Linked DNA regions of Homo sapiens: region 1 is linked to region 2. Evidence: chromatin loops called from intact Hi-C (ENCODE). Cell type or tissue: heart left ventricle. All regions are shown on one strand. Each heading gives the region's core, and the rest is flanking DNA. Links, peaks and the distances in the headings are about the cores only.

Evidence for each region. A loop is a pair of places that touch in the nucleus more often than their neighbours do. Peaks named below come from ENCODE experiments on the same cell type or tissue, not always from the same donor. Only the 100,000 strongest peaks of a DNase experiment are listed, where the experiment ranks them.
Region 1: it touches region 2 in a loop (2.6-fold over the local background); 6 of 110 quality-filtered maps call a loop at or near these places.

Annotation. Positions count from the first base shown.
Region 1 is chr15:95,601,402-95,609,735 of GRCh38, forward strand. No RefSeq gene overlaps it. Among named protein-coding and RNA genes, the nearest start is that of LINC00924, 170 kb to the left of the region's middle. In heart left ventricle, for the core only: no CTCF peak of the experiment used is centred there; no DNase peak of the experiment used is centred there; H3K27ac peaks cover 2,404 bases.
Region 2 is chr15:96,341,445-96,349,778 of GRCh38, forward strand. SCDAL (stem cell derived angiogenic lncRNA) reads left to right here and starts at 1,453. Exons shown (of 2, transcript NR_198964.1): 1 at 1,453-1,554; 2 at 3,121-4,200. RefSeq lists enhancers at 1-436, 437-956. In heart left ventricle, for the core only: a CTCF peak has its summit at 4,270; DNase peaks (open chromatin) are centred at 557, 2,327, 4,427, 6,037 and 1 weaker place; H3K4me3 peaks cover 7,056 bases; H3K27ac peaks cover 7,162 bases; H3K27me3 peaks cover 6,242 bases.

The DNA.
Region 1 (8,334 bases), core at 235-8,234, 740 kb before region 2:
AGTCAACAACACTGAAACTCATAATCACCAACAGTAGAACATCTGCTTGCCTAGTCTGTCTTCTATAAATTAGAATTTTAAAACTGTTATTGTCAACATTGATTACAAATGAAGATATAGGAAAGTCAGGAGTTAGGAAAGTTGATTCCCTGGGTCACTGCGGGTGGACTAGAATTTTCTGTTATCCACAATGAACAAAAGTTACCGCTACCCCCAGCTTTTTATTTTGGAAATGTTCAAGTCTATGAAAGTCGTGAAAGATTAGTACAATGAACACCTAAATACCTAGCAGCTGGATTCACCGATGATTAATATTTTGCTGAATCATGTGAAAGTAAGCTGCAGATATCAAATTCTGCTCATCTAAACGCTTCACAGAGCATCTCTTCAAGTGCAGAGGCATTCACTACATCAAGTAGTTATCCCACCCAAGAAAGTTAACATTGATTGAAAATGCCTTCCAACTGTATTTTTAAACCACATCTTGTGTGTGCTTGCCCTGGAGCATTTTACTCTTGGAGAATTCTGCTTTATTAACTCTGATGATGGGTGCTCAGAATCCCACCCCTTAACAGAAACAGAAGGGCAGGGAACTCAGAGGAAAGAACAGTCTTTGAAGGTGCATAAACTTTGATTTGAATTCTAGCTTTGCCATATGGTATCCATGAACTTGACCAAATTTAACCACAACTAGCCTCTCGTAATAAAAGACAGGGATAAGAACACCTATGTCATTTGACTGCTAGGAGATTACATGAGACAAGGGATAAAAAGAGGCTGACCCATCGTTGATCCTCAATAAATATTGGTTATTTTCTTATGTGGTCCATACCAACAACAACAAAAAATGACCACACCTTGGAATTTTCATAGGAAAAGATATCGAAAAGACAAAGGCAAAAACAGAAAAAAAAAAAACCAAACAACAACAATAAAGCAAACTCTTCTTGAAGTTTCAGACAGATCACAGGAAAGGGGCTGAATGAGAGAAAATACCTGGGACTTCTCCATTGACATTCTCCAGCTTGTCTGAAACAAAATGACAGCAATTGTGTCGGATCTCCCCAGTTGGAGAATGTGTCAGGATTTTAGGAATAACTACATATATATATATATATATATATTTATATATATTTATAACTATATATTTATATATATTTTTACATATATATTTGTTTATTTTCCTTAAGGAGTTTATCTAAATTTTTTAAACTTTTATTTTAGGTTCAGGGTACATGTATAGGTTTGTTACATAGGTAAACTCGTGTGTGTCATGGAGGTATGTTGTACAGATTATTTTCTCACCCAGGTACCAAGTCTAGTACCCAATAGTTATTTTTTCTAATCCTCTCTCTTCTCCCACCCTCCATCGCCCAGTAGGCCTCAGTGTCTGTCATTCCCCTCTTTGTATCCGGGAGTTCTCAACTTTTAGCTGCCGTTTATAAGTGAGAACACGTAGTATTTGGTTTTCTGTTCCTGCATTCGTTTTTTTAAGGATGATGACCTCCAGCTCTACCATGTTCCTGCAAAGGACACGGTCTCATTCTTTTTTATGCCTGCATGGTATTCCATGGTGTATATGTACCACATTTTCTTTATCCAGTCTACCATTGATGGGTGTTTAGGTTGATTCCATGTCTTTGCTATTGTGGATAGTGCCACAATGACCATATGTGTGCGTCTAAATTTAATAAAACATTAATAATGTAAGTAGTGGTGGTAGAAATTAGCAAGAAAACCTACCTTCTACCTATTCTATTTCAATCTGAATCTTGCCAGACAAAAGAACGAGCTCCAGCTTAGGTACAGTGTTTTATTGATGTCTCTAAAAATCCCAGTTTGTTAAAAAGTATCAGGCCTACATCCTGAGGTGAGTAACCAAAAAGAAAAAGGCATCAGTAAAGGGGTTCACATTTTCTAATGCATTTTCGGGACCAGCCACCATCTAAACACTCCATACATATTTTCAGTTAATCCTAATTAGACAACCTGTACACAAAGGAACCACAAATAAGCAAAGTGAAGCTGAGTATTAAGCATTTCTTTTAGAATGTCTTAAAAAACACAATGTCGAGAATTCATCTTTAAGCTTTTTGAGAAGACTGAGTTATCTATTTCTTCCTTCTTCCTTTGTTTAAATACATTAGGTTCATTAGAGGAGTTATAAGATGTTAGGTTTTATATGGGCACAAGAAGTAATTGAAGCCAGTGGTAATGCCTAATGTTGTTTTAATTAAGTCCTCAATTAAGAATTTTAAAAGTTCCCACCTCAGGTCTCTCTGTGGTTAGGTACCTGACCTTGGGCAATCTTTTCCCACATAACAGGGACCCTATTCTTTTAAATAAAAATGTATATTGAATAAGGAACTGAAGTAGTAGCATAGTTTTAAGTAGATAATAGCTGATACGGACTTTTTTCCCCTTTCGGACCACCAGAAAATTAAATATTTTTGCAAGTCAAAACAATGCTGCTGTGAGTTTCATCGAGTTTCCATTTCCATGCTGCCTCCAAACTTCCTGATTCCAGCTGGGATCGTGATCAAAAATGCAAAAACATATGTAGAGAAGTTATTCTTCTGGAACATCTGACCGGAAGCAGGAAATGCAAGATATCTCACGGGACTGCCTGTTATCAAAATATACCCAGTCCAGCAGTGCAAAGACAAGAGAAGTTTGCTTGTTCAACACCCAGATAAAGAGGATTATAGAACATTCTGCTATAGATGCAGCACTGGCAAATGATATGGGACAGAAATGCCCCCTGTAAGTTCTAGTCCCTGACCCACGCTGTATCATTACGTGGTCTTGCAAAGTCCCCCTTAACCTCTGCCTGCCTCATTAAACACGTCTACACAACAGACTTTTACAATAATAACTTTAAAGCACGTCTCCCTTAACAAATCTTGTAAATGGGAAAATCCTATTATTATCCATGGATAAAATGGAGATTTATACTCATAGTAACTGCTAAAGGTTACCATACACTCCATCCCAATGCTCAAAAAGCAAACTGATTTTGCTATTTGAATTTAAAATTACACATTTTGTTTTTCCTGTAAGTCTTGAAAATATTTACTTGAGCTTTTCCAATAAAATCAAATTTCATGAAAACATGTATTTTAATTACATGGTAACTAAGTTTTATTCTCTTTTTTAAAAATAGAAGAAATTGAAGGGAAATATTCTTCAAGAATTCTAGCCAGGTATTCTAAACCCATCCATCATAAAATCATTGGCACACAGCAGGCAACTGGAAAAAGGATACCTTTTAACCTCAACTGGCATAAAAGTGTGTATTTATTTTTAAGAAGTGAAATATAAACAGACATGCTGAGAGTCAAGTGTTTTATGAATTAAAAAAAGATTTCACACACACACACACACAAACACACACAAACACACACACATACACACACACACATTTACATATAAAACTTTCCCCAGTGGGCCACAGAGGATTTATGTGGATGTGAACTCTATTTACTGTTAGTATTAAGGAAATAGTGGCTTTTTAACAAGTTACTCATGCCTGGAAAAAATCCCAGTTTTGCAAGTTATCCAAGATTCTTTGCCAACTGTCCGTGGGAATCACTGGGATGGGAAAAGTTCAAATTTGTTTTAAAAGAATTTGCTTAATGGAAAATTTAAAAAAAAAGTAGAAGAAAACCAGTAACCCACTGTGCTAATCTTTTGGTTAAATAAGAATAAAATATGGTCTAGTTACTTTATTTTTCTTCAGTATTATTTTAAGAAAAGGAAAAAAAACAAAAATTTTCCATTTTTATGTTATCTCATAAAATCACATTTAGGACTTTATTTCAGTTATCCAAGGGTCTGATGACTTGCTGGCTTTGATTAGCCTAAGATTATACCAAAAGGGGCCTGGGGACTCTGGTCAGAGGCATTAAATCAGATGACTTGACATGGCTTATCTTATGTCATTTTAAGATTTTTTTTTTTCTGTTCCAATCAAACAGCACAGTCTAGTTACATTATTGCTGTCAATTTCAAAACTACAAAACACTAAAAAAGCCAACATTAAAAGTTGTGTCATTTACAATTAGAAAACAGGAATAATTGTATCTTTTCTGGAACTTAAAAGGTGCCCAGCAGTGTTCCAAGTTCTTTTATATATATTAATGCCTTTCAAGTTTCCTTCCAACCTTACGGTTTTACTCTCCTTTCACAGGTGTGGAAACTGAGGCTCAGGGAGGTTAAATAACTTCCCCATGCCACACAAACAGTAAATGGCGAAGCTAGGGCAGAAACCCAGGTGATCAGGTTCCAGAGTGCTTGCTTTAACCTCGTAAATTATACCGCTTCTGAGAAAATATAATGCACAATTTTTTTAACCAAGAGATTTTATTAGAACATATCACAAGTTAATGTGATTTTAATTTGCTATGACAGAACCCATATTTATAGAGTAAGAAATGATAAAATGGAAACTTTGCTTTTCCACTTATGATACAAGAGATGTGAAATAGATTCTCTTGCAGCCATCCATGCAATGGGTGTGCTTGTTCTAGTTTTATTCTGCAAAAAGACCCTTGGGCAGAAGCATCAAATATAACTGGGCTCATATAGACAGACAGTTCTCAACTAAATAAACAAACAAAGAAACCCTTCTTCCTCCCCCCAAAAAATCATAGTTTCCTGTCCAGAAAAGCAAAATGGTAAAAGGAAAAATTCTACATATTTTCTATTTCAAAAATAGTTTTAAGAAAGGTGGCTCTCCTGGGTAGACATTTGATTAAAAAGAGTTTTCCACTCTCTTAATATTTATATTTTTCAAAGATACGGTTGAGCATATTCTAGAGATTCTGCCCATCATTTATTTATAGCATTCATACTCTTAGAAAGAAATAGTGCTTAGGGTTCTTTTTTTCTGTGCATTTATATTCTTTGATTTTTTCAGAATTTAATATCTAGGTGATTGCTTTTACTTGGCACGATTGGGAAACACTGCCAGTCCAGATCTAAATATTTTCACATACAATAATAACAACAAAACTGTACTCTGCTGAGCTCTGCTGATTTATAGAGCTTCAAAAAATGGGTTTCAGATGTGATTTTGCCAAGTTGTAAACCAAGAAGTCTTAATTTAAATTTTTCCTGACAGGAAGCTAATTCTTCATCTGAGATAAAGTATTTTAGTATTTTCACACACATAAAATAAGGTTTATAAATTGCATTCAAGCTGGTATTATTCGCACTATGGCTTTTTTAATACCTTGATATGCAACATAAGTGTACAATATTTTCACTGGGTAGAGTCCCATTGGAATGACTAAGACAAGGTTTATGCTACTGATTCTAGTTATAATTTTTACAGTAAAAATACTAGTCAGCATTATTTTATATGATTCGGTTGAAATTTACATACACTTGAGAGTTGAGATTGCAACTTAAGTTATAAAAGAAAGCCTAAGTTTCTAATTAATATCCATGAACTTCTCTAAGAACCATACTATTAATGGAAGTAATAACCATGTACACATATTTTTGAAAATTAAAATTAACAATATTGTCTTCACAAGTCACAGAAGAATGTCTTGTATGCCATGATTATTTTGCATTTTGCCATTAAAATATGCATAATAAAGGTGGCATTTCAAATCCAATTTTGAAAAATTGAATTATTCACCAAATCCTGTTTTACTGGCTATCACTGGGCAAAAAATAAAGTTAGATTCCTTCTTTACATAATTTACCAAAATAAACTCCAGAGATATTAAAATTTAACTAAAAAGAAGAAAAAGCAAAGAAAAAATAAGTGAATAATTATTTTCACTCAGTGAACATGTCTCAGCACATAGTAAGCTTTCAATAAATGATAGTTATAATTATTGCAAGAGTAAATTCTTTATAAGCAGAAAACCAAAGGAACAATGATTGATAGATTTCACTACACTAGCAAAACAAATTTTGAAGTAAAAGATCACTGTAAGAAAATGTAAGGCAAATAAAAACCTAGGTACAGTGTTCAAAATATTTGACCTACCAAAAGATAATATCCTTTATAAATAAAATGGTCTTACAATTTAATAAGAAAATGATCAGCACTTGGTCAGTACAAGTCCTGGTCAGTACTCGGCAAGTACTCAGTCAGTACATTTATGAATATAGATAAAATTTCATAAGTCAAAAAAAGGCAAACTAATTTGTTACAATTTCTACTTTTTCAGATTGGCGTTAGTGTAAGACAGTGAAGTTTTGTGTGTGGTGATACAAAGCGATAGAAGCTTTTCAGAGCACAACATGCTTTAACCTAGAAATTTCACTGTTAGGAATTTCTATATTTAGGAATATCCTATGGAAAAAAAATGGGGGGTATTCACTAAAACAGAGGTCCAAGAATGATCATTGCAATAGTATGTATAACAGCAAAAGTTTGAAAGCAACTTAGGTTTACAGAAATATTAGATTACATGCAGAAAATACAGAAAGCACACAATGAAGTATTATCTAAATAAAAATATCTAGAAATAAATGACATAAAAACTTATTCACATAAAATGTAAACTGAAAGATCTAGTTGCAAAACAATATGAACACGATTTTATGTACAGGTGTATAGGTGTGTGTAGGAGAAGATAATCCCTCCTCTAACCACACAGAAATATGTAGGAGAAACAAAGTAGAATGGCTGAATTGTCTTCCTCTTCTTTCTCCTTTGTTCTTTCATGTTTCTGCACTTTCAATTTTTCCTCAATTGATCATATATTGCCTTTGTGATTTTAATGCAAGATCTTGAGGCTATTGCTTTATTAACTCAGAGTTTAAAACACTCCCCAATTGTTTACTATTTTATAAAAACAAGTACCTGAATACTTTGAAAACTCAACAGGTATGAAAAGTTTTAATTACATTAAGAGTCAGAGTCTTACAAAAACTTTATATTACATGAATTAACAATTTAAGACACATGAAGGTGGAAATCCAGGAGTCTACCCTCAGTCCTCTTGCTTCTCTGCTCTTAGAAATTAGAAGCCAATGGTATTTTTAATGTTGAAAGCGACATGTTTATGGAAACCCAGGGTAACCATTAAGTTATCAACTACTACTTTTTTGTGTTTTCTTTAGAGGGTCACAGTATTATTTTAACCAAGGTTAGCTGGGTTTTTGTTTTTGTTTTTAGTATTTTGTTCCTGGTCTTACTTTGTTGATGTGGAAAGTAATTTAAACTTTATGGCCCATTTGAAACAAGATTATTTATATCTGTGTGGCAATGTCTGCGTGTGCATGTAATTTATACGCCACTGCTATTGCTTCTCAAATTCCTCCTACTTGTTGGATTTATTTCCATTGTAAGCTTGTTATTTTTCACTTTAGTTAGTTAGAAATTAGAAAGTCGGAAGAAAAGTTTCCTTAACCAAGGATGCACAATTGTTTTGTGTGTGTGTGTGTGTGTGTGTACTAGTTTCCTGCTTGACTTTTCTCTTTTTGTTTAGTGTTTGAAACTTAGCTTTTCTTAGGTGAGAACTGAAAACTCCAGAGTGAGTATTATGATGTTAAAGATGGCTTTAATTCATCTACTTAAACATTAGTTTAGAAAATTATGCCAAGAATATTATGATGGAGAATACACCAGCAAAATTTTCCTTTGAAAAATTATCTATTTAATCAACAAGACAGCAGAATATTTATAAATCAAATTGGGGCTTTATATCTTTAGTACAAATGAGAAGTCCTTCATATTAATTTTAATTCCAGAACTTTGAGTTCTACGATTCTAACTTATCATACTACAACATAGAGACATTTTCCCTCAGGAGTTAAAATGTCATGCTTAAATAGAGTCATATTTCCAAACATAAGAGCATTAAAGATGGCCTGATACTATATTTGAGAAAAGAGAGGTTTGTGATGAAATGTTCACTGTGGTCACTGCATTTTTCGATGCTTCCTGACAAAATTGTTTGTCATTTCCTTTGAGCTGGTATGTGTAATCATGAACCATTTTTTAAATGTTTTCTATTTTTGGTGTCTGTCATTATAGAGCATGGTTGTCTGAGGAAGAAATTTAACTGAGCCTCTAGGCCTTTAGGGATGCGCACCATGATCTAAAACCCTTTTCAGCCTTTCTTCCTCCCTCCATCCTAAATGTATCAAACCAAGTGTATCCAAATGGTGACTCCAAATGGTGGCCTCAATATAGGAAACATGAACATCGATAAGGGTGGGCCTTTATTTCCTCAATTTGATGTCTCCAAATGGTGGCCTCCATAGAGGAAACATGAATATTGATCAGGGTAGGCCTTTATTTCTTTAATTTTCACATTCCTAACTTTTCCATAATTTGAAAATTTCATATTCTGTTTCTCCATGCCC
Region 2 (8,334 bases), core at 165-8,164:
AACAGAATTCGTAAGGAAAATATTGGTAACGCTGTACCTTCTCCCCTCCCCCTCCCATATTCAGGAGAGTTGATTTCCTGTCCCCTCTCCTTCCAAGAACCAAATTAGAAAAATAAAAAGTCTGTATCCGCAAATGATCTTAAATGTTTGAATGGTATAGGGGGATGGGAAGAGGACGGTCTTTACAGACCTCGGTCAGTTCTCGCGCTCATTAATGCAGGGGCTGCGCCGGGGTTTGCGCGGGCCCGAGCGGAGCTGGGGCGCGGTGGGGAGGGCGGAATGCGAACCCCGCTGGACTTGGGCAGAACTTGCTGCTTTTGCACGCCCAAGTTGTGGGAAAGGAGGCTTTCCGGGCGGAGGGTTGATTGGGGGGTGGGAGGGTCTAGCAGGGGCTGAGGGCCGGTTCCAGGCGGGTGGTCGCAGACCCTAGAAATGTGTGAGCCCGCGTGGACTGTGCCCCTGGCAGGAGAGCGACTGCAGCGGAGGACCCTCTTTCTCTAATAGGTTTGAGAGTGGGCAAGGGCGGCCGTGGGACAGACCTGGCCTCCTAGAGAGGGTCTTCTGAGGGCCTCTGCAGAGATAGTGGATCCGGGCCCAGGCTCCCTTCTCGGGCGGATGGGATATCGCCCCGCCACGTCCAGCTCCATCCCCAGCCCCGGCCTGGACAACCCTCTCCCTCAGCCGCCTGGGATACTCTCTGAATTCCAGGCCTCGTCAAGATTTATTGAAGTTGGGCTTAAAAAACGTGCTTCAGATGATTTTTCCCATTTTCTCAGATTTCAAAGGCTCCCTGCAGTGCGGCTGCCTAATTAATGGTGAAATTCAACTAAATCTAATTATGCAGTAATTTTAAAGCAGTTAGTGCTGGGCGTTGGTTTGTAATAGGACCTCAGTTTTTTAAAGTTTGCTTACTGTGTTGGTTTAGGGGAAAGCTATTTTTTGTATGGTAAAGAAAGACCGGGAAGTAGTACTACTGGAGGAACCAGAGGGCTAAGAACCGCTCCCCACCCCACCTCTATCTCCATCCCCAATTCTATCTCGTTTTCCTTCTGTTTTTTCTATCCCAAGCACACGGTAAAAAGCTGAGCAAGGTGCTAACCCAACAAGGAGACCCTATTTCATAGCCAAAGGGGAAAGAGAGAATCTTTCATACAGAGACACAAAGGGCTTGGTATCTGTCCTGGAGGCCTCTGTAAATGCCCCCAAACCCGGGAAGGGATTCTCATCTCCTCTAATAGAGAACAGATTTCCTCCTCTTAACATCCATTGTCATTAAGGCGCAAAGCTGACTCTTGGAGTTGTAAATCTTATCGTCCTTCTGATAACACACTTGTAATAAGTTAGCGTCCTATTCAAAGTGAATTGTAAAACTGCCTCATTTAATATGGCATCTGTGTCATTAAAACTTTTATTTTTCTCCCCCTCGTGTCTTGCAGGTTTGGCCTTGGGGCTAGCGCTGAAGTCTCTGCCTATGGGGCCTCTGGGGTAGGGCTGAGGGGAAGAAAGGTGTGAAAGACGGGCTGCCTGGATTCAGCCTCTGGATCTTAGACCGGGGTGAGAGACCCGAGGCAGAATGGGCCTGGGGGGTGGTGTCCCTCTATCCCATCTCCCCCGGAGCGGCCCCCTCGAAATGACGTTCCTTGAAAGAAACATGCTTGTGATTAGCTAAGCAAACACATCTGCTTTCGGAGTTGGGCCTTCGTTAATTAGCTGAACAAAGGGCCGTTTTGCTTTTTACCTTTTGCTGGGGAGAGTGTGTTATTTCAGGAGTGTTGCGGGCCCTCCTCTTTTCAATTGCAGCCACGACGTTAATTTTATTGGGATTACTGATGGGAAATGAGGTGGCGCAGGCTTCCGAGAGGAAAAGCTTGATCATTACCCCCTTTGGAACTATATTTTTCCACCCAACCTCCTGCTTGAGAGGAGGGGGTGGGGGGCGAACTGCGCTGCAAGTTCGGAGCAATTGGAATCAGGCTCGCGGTGCGCTGATCTCGGGTGACAGAGCGTGTGTTGAAGCTGAACTCTATAATTTGCGCTTCTGTTCCTTTATTAGGCCTGGACAACGAACTAATGAGCTTTGGCCCAGTACAATGTCACTTGTATTTATTTTCTTATGGCAACTTTGAGATAGCGGAAGTGTTCTTTACCAAGAGCCAGGGAGGGCCCGGAGTCCTGCCGGCTGCTGTCCCGGCCCGGGTCGGTGGCTGCGTCCCGGGGGAGCGAGGGCGCGGTGAGAGCGCGCGCAGAGCCGGCAAAGCTCGGGGACTGGGCTTCTAGGCGAAGCTAATGGGGCCCTCAGGAAGGCGTTAGGCCCTTTGGAGGCCCAGGCATCCCTACAGGAGCAGCTCCCTGAGGATGAGGTCGGGGGGCGCGGGGCAAGTCCAGGGCAAGTTCCCAGGCACGAGATGATGGAAGGCGCGAAAGTGGCATGGCTTCCTCCTGGCGCAGAGCAGGGGGTCCTTCCGCAAAGACTGCCAGGCCAAGGAACCCTCTGAGCAAGCAGATGTACTCCGCCCGGTGGCCTGGGCGTCTGCTTTCTGCTGCAGGAACCTGGCCCAGCTCTGTTGCTCTCTGGGTTGGGGGTGAGGTGGGGTGAAGAGGATGCTTTAAAGGAGTTCTTGGGGTCCTCGGCATGCGGGGACTCCCTCCCTTCTCTTTCTGGTTTGGCCACTCCAAAGGGTCGAAGTTGGAGAGGCCTGGAATAAAGTGAAGAAGCAGTGGGGGTTGGAGGGACAGAAGGGTCGGCGGAGGCAGTGCGGCGTCCCTTGTTCCCTGGCAGAGAGAATACGAGCCCACCACGGGGGGATTGTGGGTGGGGGGCAAGGGAAGGGAAGCCCCAGGAACTGCGAGGGGAGCGAGTACTTCTCTCCGCAGCCTGTCACTTTCCGAGGCTCCCGCCAGGCAGCCCTCGTTAATAACGCCTAGACACCGTGCCCCTGCCCGCCCCATCTCTCCTTGCCTCTCCTCACTTCATCTCTCTGCCTTACCACCCCCTCCCCACCTTTTCCTTCCTTCCTGCAAATGGGTGTTAACGTGGGTCTTTATGTTCTGTCTATAACTAGGATGTAATCACGCACCCCATGCCTCTCTCTAAAAGCATTTCATAAATGTCTATTAAAGCGCTACGAATGTAAGATGAATTTAGTGGCGCGGCTGCCTCCCTGAATCCGAACGGTAATGATGGATTTATCAACGGGGATTCGCCTTCAGCCCAGCGAGGGAGGTTTACTCAGCAAATATGTCGGCGAGCACCCACCCAAATGCAATCATTTGACCCCCTGCGGACGATAGCTGCCGTGCCCCTTCCCACCGCTGGTCCTGCTTGGCCAGGGTCGCTGGGGGCCAGAGGCCGGCCCGGATGACCAGAGAGGTGGCCTCACGGATCCCTTGGCCTCTCGCCCCCTCCTCTGTTTCCTCCTCTCAGCTTGAGGCTCTCCTGGCAAGGGGGATCGATCTGGCGTGTAGGTTTGGTGGGGAGGGAGAGGGTGGTGGCGGTGCCAGAGCACAAGATGAAGTGTGGGCTGTCTTGGCGTTGCCAGGAGACATCAGTGGGTGCCATCGTGCCCTTCTTAGTTTGGAAGGGGCACAATTGTACCCAAGTCTCTGAGTGTGAGCTTAAGTGCCCTGCTTTTGACCAAATCTTAGTGTCTGGGATCGTGGCTGACTCGGCCCAGCCCTGGGCCCCATTGTAGGAAACGTGGCTGTAGGACAGAAGCCTGTGGTGCCCAGCCCCTTGGAAGGGCTCAGATGTGCCCAGAACGAATGCCTTGCCTGCCCATCCTCCTGGGGCTCCCTAGACCCCAAGCCAAAGCAGAGATACCTGTTATCAAAGGTTGGGGAAGAGCCTCCAAGGCAGGGGCAAAACTTCCATATCTCTTTCCCCCAAACTGATCTAGCTTCTCCTTCACCTTCCCCCACCGAGGCCACCCGGCCATTTTAAAGTTTAGTGGCTGTGGACTTTTAGAATTTGGTTTGGTCTGTGATCCTTACCGCACAGACCCAATGACCACCACCTCTTTCTTTTTGTCTTTTATCTGCTCTCCTTTTGAGGGGGAGGAAAGTGCTGGCCTGTTCCATCAAGCCCAGTTCGCATTTGCTTTAGCCTCTGATTTCTCTTTCTTCTTTGGAAATTTCATTGAGATGTCTCTGTACTTCGCTTGTCAGTTATCTTTGTTCCTTTTAAATAAAGGGCTTTTAAATGGACTTATTGCTCCCAGCGTGGGTTCCTCTCTCTAAATGTTAGAAAATTGTGCCATCTACCCGCTATGCTGAGTACTGTCACACTCGGAGACCTCGGGGACCTCCGGGCAGGCTTCAATGCTGCAGTGTCAGGGGCCGCGGGCAGCAGGAGGAGGGGGCGGCTCACGTGGATTTTTACAGATCTCCGCCTGCAGCCGGCCCGCGTGGCCACGCCAGGGCACGGCCCGAGACGCGCGCAGCCGCCAGCTTGATGGCGGCCGCGAACTTGGCTGCAGCGGCAGATCTCCGACCAAATCGCAGGCGTGGCCGGGACTCTTCGCTTCTGCAGCATACAGCTGGCCGAGGGGGAGCCGCGGGTGGTTTTGGACCCCAACAGCAACTGGGGGTCAGGGATAACGGAGGACAATGGGAAAGGGGGAGCTGCCTAGGAGGGGGAGAGGGGTGGATTTTGCCGCGCCGCTTTGGAGCGCTCCCACGGCCTCTCCAGGCCGGTCTCTTTCCTTGGGGGATGCCAGGCTAGGGGCAGCGGAGAGCGAAAGCCGCGGAGTGGCTTCCCTGTCTCTTGGCCAGAGAGTTCTGGCCAGGCAGTTCGGCTGCAACTTTCAGATCCATTTTCTCTGGTGGAGATATTTCTGGTGTCTTTTTGTAGGCCAGACTTCTTTCCTTTAGGGGAGAGTGGTTTAGATGGACCGAATTTGAGCAGATCAGGTGTCTGATGTGGGGTATCTTCACCCCAGCCCCGCCTCTGCAAAACACCCATCCGCAACTGCAGGTTCTTTTGAATGAGTTAAAATGGATTAACAGTTTGGATTTTATTATGTGGCTCCCCCTCACAGATGCCTTTTTTGTTGTTGTTTTTTGTTGTTTTGTTTTAACCCATAAGGAGTATTAGCTAAGATTTCCAAGTGTCAGTTGGGTATTTATGCTTGTGGGGGAAAAAAAATCTCCGATACGGTTTATGACTTTTATTACATGCTTCACACTGTTCGAGAAATGGAGTTTTAAGCAACATACAATTAAATCTATATTGCTCTTTGGAAAAGGGCCAAGGAACTCAGCAATCAATTAGTTTAGATCTTTTCATACTTGTTGCTAAAATCAAAGTATAAAACTACAACCCTGGCTATACCTAAGAATAGCTTCTTTTCCTATTTTTTTTCAAGTCATGTAGCTAACACGTAGGAAATGGCAGCTGCCTTATTTTCCCAAGTTTCTTTTTTCTGATTCTTCTGCCTAGATTAGCCTTTAAATAATCAAACGATTTTCTCCCCCCGCCCCTTTCTCTCATTGCAGTTTCTCATCTGCCTTTATCTGCCTGGTTTAGTTTTTAAAAATACACTTATTTGTAATATGTATTATTTTTTAAATAAATGTTCCTTAATCCTCTCTCTTTCTTCCCCCTTCCCTTGCCTGGCAGTGAGAAGGGAAACGATGTTGTTTAATAATCACAATAATACAGTGCTTTCTAGACAAAGGCAAAATTAAATTTTTTATAACCACAACAAGAAGGGAATCAACCTCTCTTTCTCTCTCTCTCATCTCTGTCTCTTTAAATAAGCAGCTGAGGAAATAATCTCCCGCACTGAACAGAAACTGCTTCCTCCTTGAAAATGCCACCGTTCCCACCTCCCTGGCCCTCTCTGGGCCAATCCCTTGGGCTGTCGGCTGTCTGCCTGTCCAAGACCCTGGTTGGGGGTGGGGGTGCGCCTATGGAGATCCAGGGGCGTAGTGAGAAGGCAGTGGGGTCTCGCTCGCCTACGTGCGGCTGCCGAGGCGGGGCTGACAGCAAGTTCTAAAGAGGGGCAGCTAATTTATTAAGTAATTCTTACTTCGCTTCAGCATCCTCTGCCTACAGCTCCCGAGGCTCCGGCGAGGAGGGGGAGGGGTCTGGGGCTGTGCGTCTCCCCCTCCGCATTTCCTTCTCCGCCTTCCAGGCTCCGCCAGCCCCTCCACCAGCCTCATCACTAATTAAAACGCCCTGTGGCTTTGGGACTGAGTAGGCCGGTCGTTGAACTGTCATCTCCGCCAGGATGGGAAATCTAGAACATCCCCTCTTCTGCAAAAAAGGTTCCGAACCCAGTGAAGTGATTGGGCGGAGTGTCATTAATCTCTCTCCAGAAGCTTTCCTTTTCCTCCTGGGGAGTGAGGACTCCGGCCTTTGCCTCCACCCAACACGGTCGCCCGGCTAGGCCCCACCATCCCCACTGTCGACCCCGCCGTTGTGCCCATCCGTATGCCCTAATTGTGAGGAAGGTCTGGGAAACATTTTCTTTGCGCTAATTTTATATTTCCCCTTTCCCCCTTGCAACATTAAACATAATTTTGCGCTGTCACTGTCACTAAGATTGTGGTTTGCTGATGTCTCTACTTGGAAACATGACCCCTTCGCCTCCAACAGGGAGTCCTCCCCTTGCTTGCAGCCTCTAGTGCGGCCCCTTCTCCAGCGGGGACTTCAGAGCGTTTATGAAAATGCTGGGGCGGGGGGTGAGGGGATGGGGAGGTACTGATAGTAGTAAAGGCCAGAAGGGTTCCTACCAGAACCCTACAATCATTCCAAACCCTCTTTTCCTATGACAGCAGGAGCAAATGTAGTTTTGATGTGCGTTTGGTTGTTGGCTTGTTTGTTTAATAAAATCCGTGTGTGTGTGTGTGTGTGTGTGTGTGTGTTTTAATGTCTCAGTGTATGTGACAGGAAACCACTTTCAGAATTTCCCTTTGAATTTTTTTTGTTTGTTTGTTTTTGTGTCTGTCCTCCTCAACTTCTCTCTTTTCTTTATTCCCCTCCCCACTACATTTTCTCTGGCTAAGCAATAATCCCCTGGCCCAGTGGCCACGCTCCTGGAGATAAAATCCATTTATCCCTTGTGTTGCCTCACTGAGGCCCGGTTATCCAGGGCCTTTGGCGACAGACTGGAACAAACAGAGATGAAGATATTTTTTCGTTTTCCATACCTGCTCCTCCCTTCCTTCAATGTGCCAGCCTAGAGGGGCTCTGGAGTTGAACAAATGTACCCACAACTGCAGGTTTGCTCTGGCGCCTGGTTGTGGTCCTAGTTGCTATTTGTTTGTCTCTTTGGAAGGAGCTGTTAGTTACATTCTGCTCCCCACAACAGTCTCAGAGCTTGCTTGCACCAAGGTTGGGAGGTTTCAGAGCGATTATCTCATTTCGCTGGTGCAGAGGGAAGCTGCTGGCAGCCCCTGGATCAGACATTCAGTGGAAGGCCCATGTCACAGACCCAACCCGAAGGTTAATTTTCCCTCATTAGCATCTCCATAGTCTGCTCCTTGCAAGGGATCTCAGGTCCTTGCTGCTATTTTCTCCCTTCTCACTCTTTCTGACGAATTCACTCTCACTCGTGGTCTCCTCATCACAACCTTACATTCTGCCAGGTTCCTATTGAATCCATAGACTGATCGCTGAAAACCCATTTCATCAGTTTCCAACCAGTATGCCTATTTTTAATCCTAGAGCCCCTCTCCTCCATCTGTATCTCTCTAGCCTCAATGCACCTCATTTACAAAGTGTTCTGCTTTATCCAAATTAGTTCACTTCCCCCCTTTTACTTTCTCATACCCCCTCATTCTTTCATTGAGTTCTAGCAAAAGCAAAAGATACAAAATGGCAAAGTTTGATGGGTTGGGGGAGACCATCCCAGCCATTTAGGAAGAAGCTGGAGGTTTGTAATGACAGAAAAAAAATGACAAAGAAAAGAGAATTGCATTTGTGGCTTAAGTGGGACAATGTGTTTGTGTGTCTATATCTCGGTGTGTTTTTAAGATTTCTTTGAACTGCTTTTGTGCTGACCCAACAAAGGCATTTGCTGAAGCTAGTCACGGTGTAGGAACTTTGAGTTAACCTCTTATATCAAATGAATCTTTTCATTTAGAGACCAATAAATCTCAATCTCTAGCTACTTTTTGTAGACCCAGCTTGGGTTCAGTGAGACAAAACTGGGGCTTATAATACAGACCAGATAAAGTTTGCAAAAGTTGTTTTTTCCCCTCCATCCTTTTTTACCAACCTGAAAAATTTCCCCATCCAACAAATTAAAGCTCAGCAAATAAAAGTAGCAGCTCTTCCTCAGTGAGCAGAAGGTTAGGAATTTCTTTAGCATTTCACAGCAAAGCCTTTTC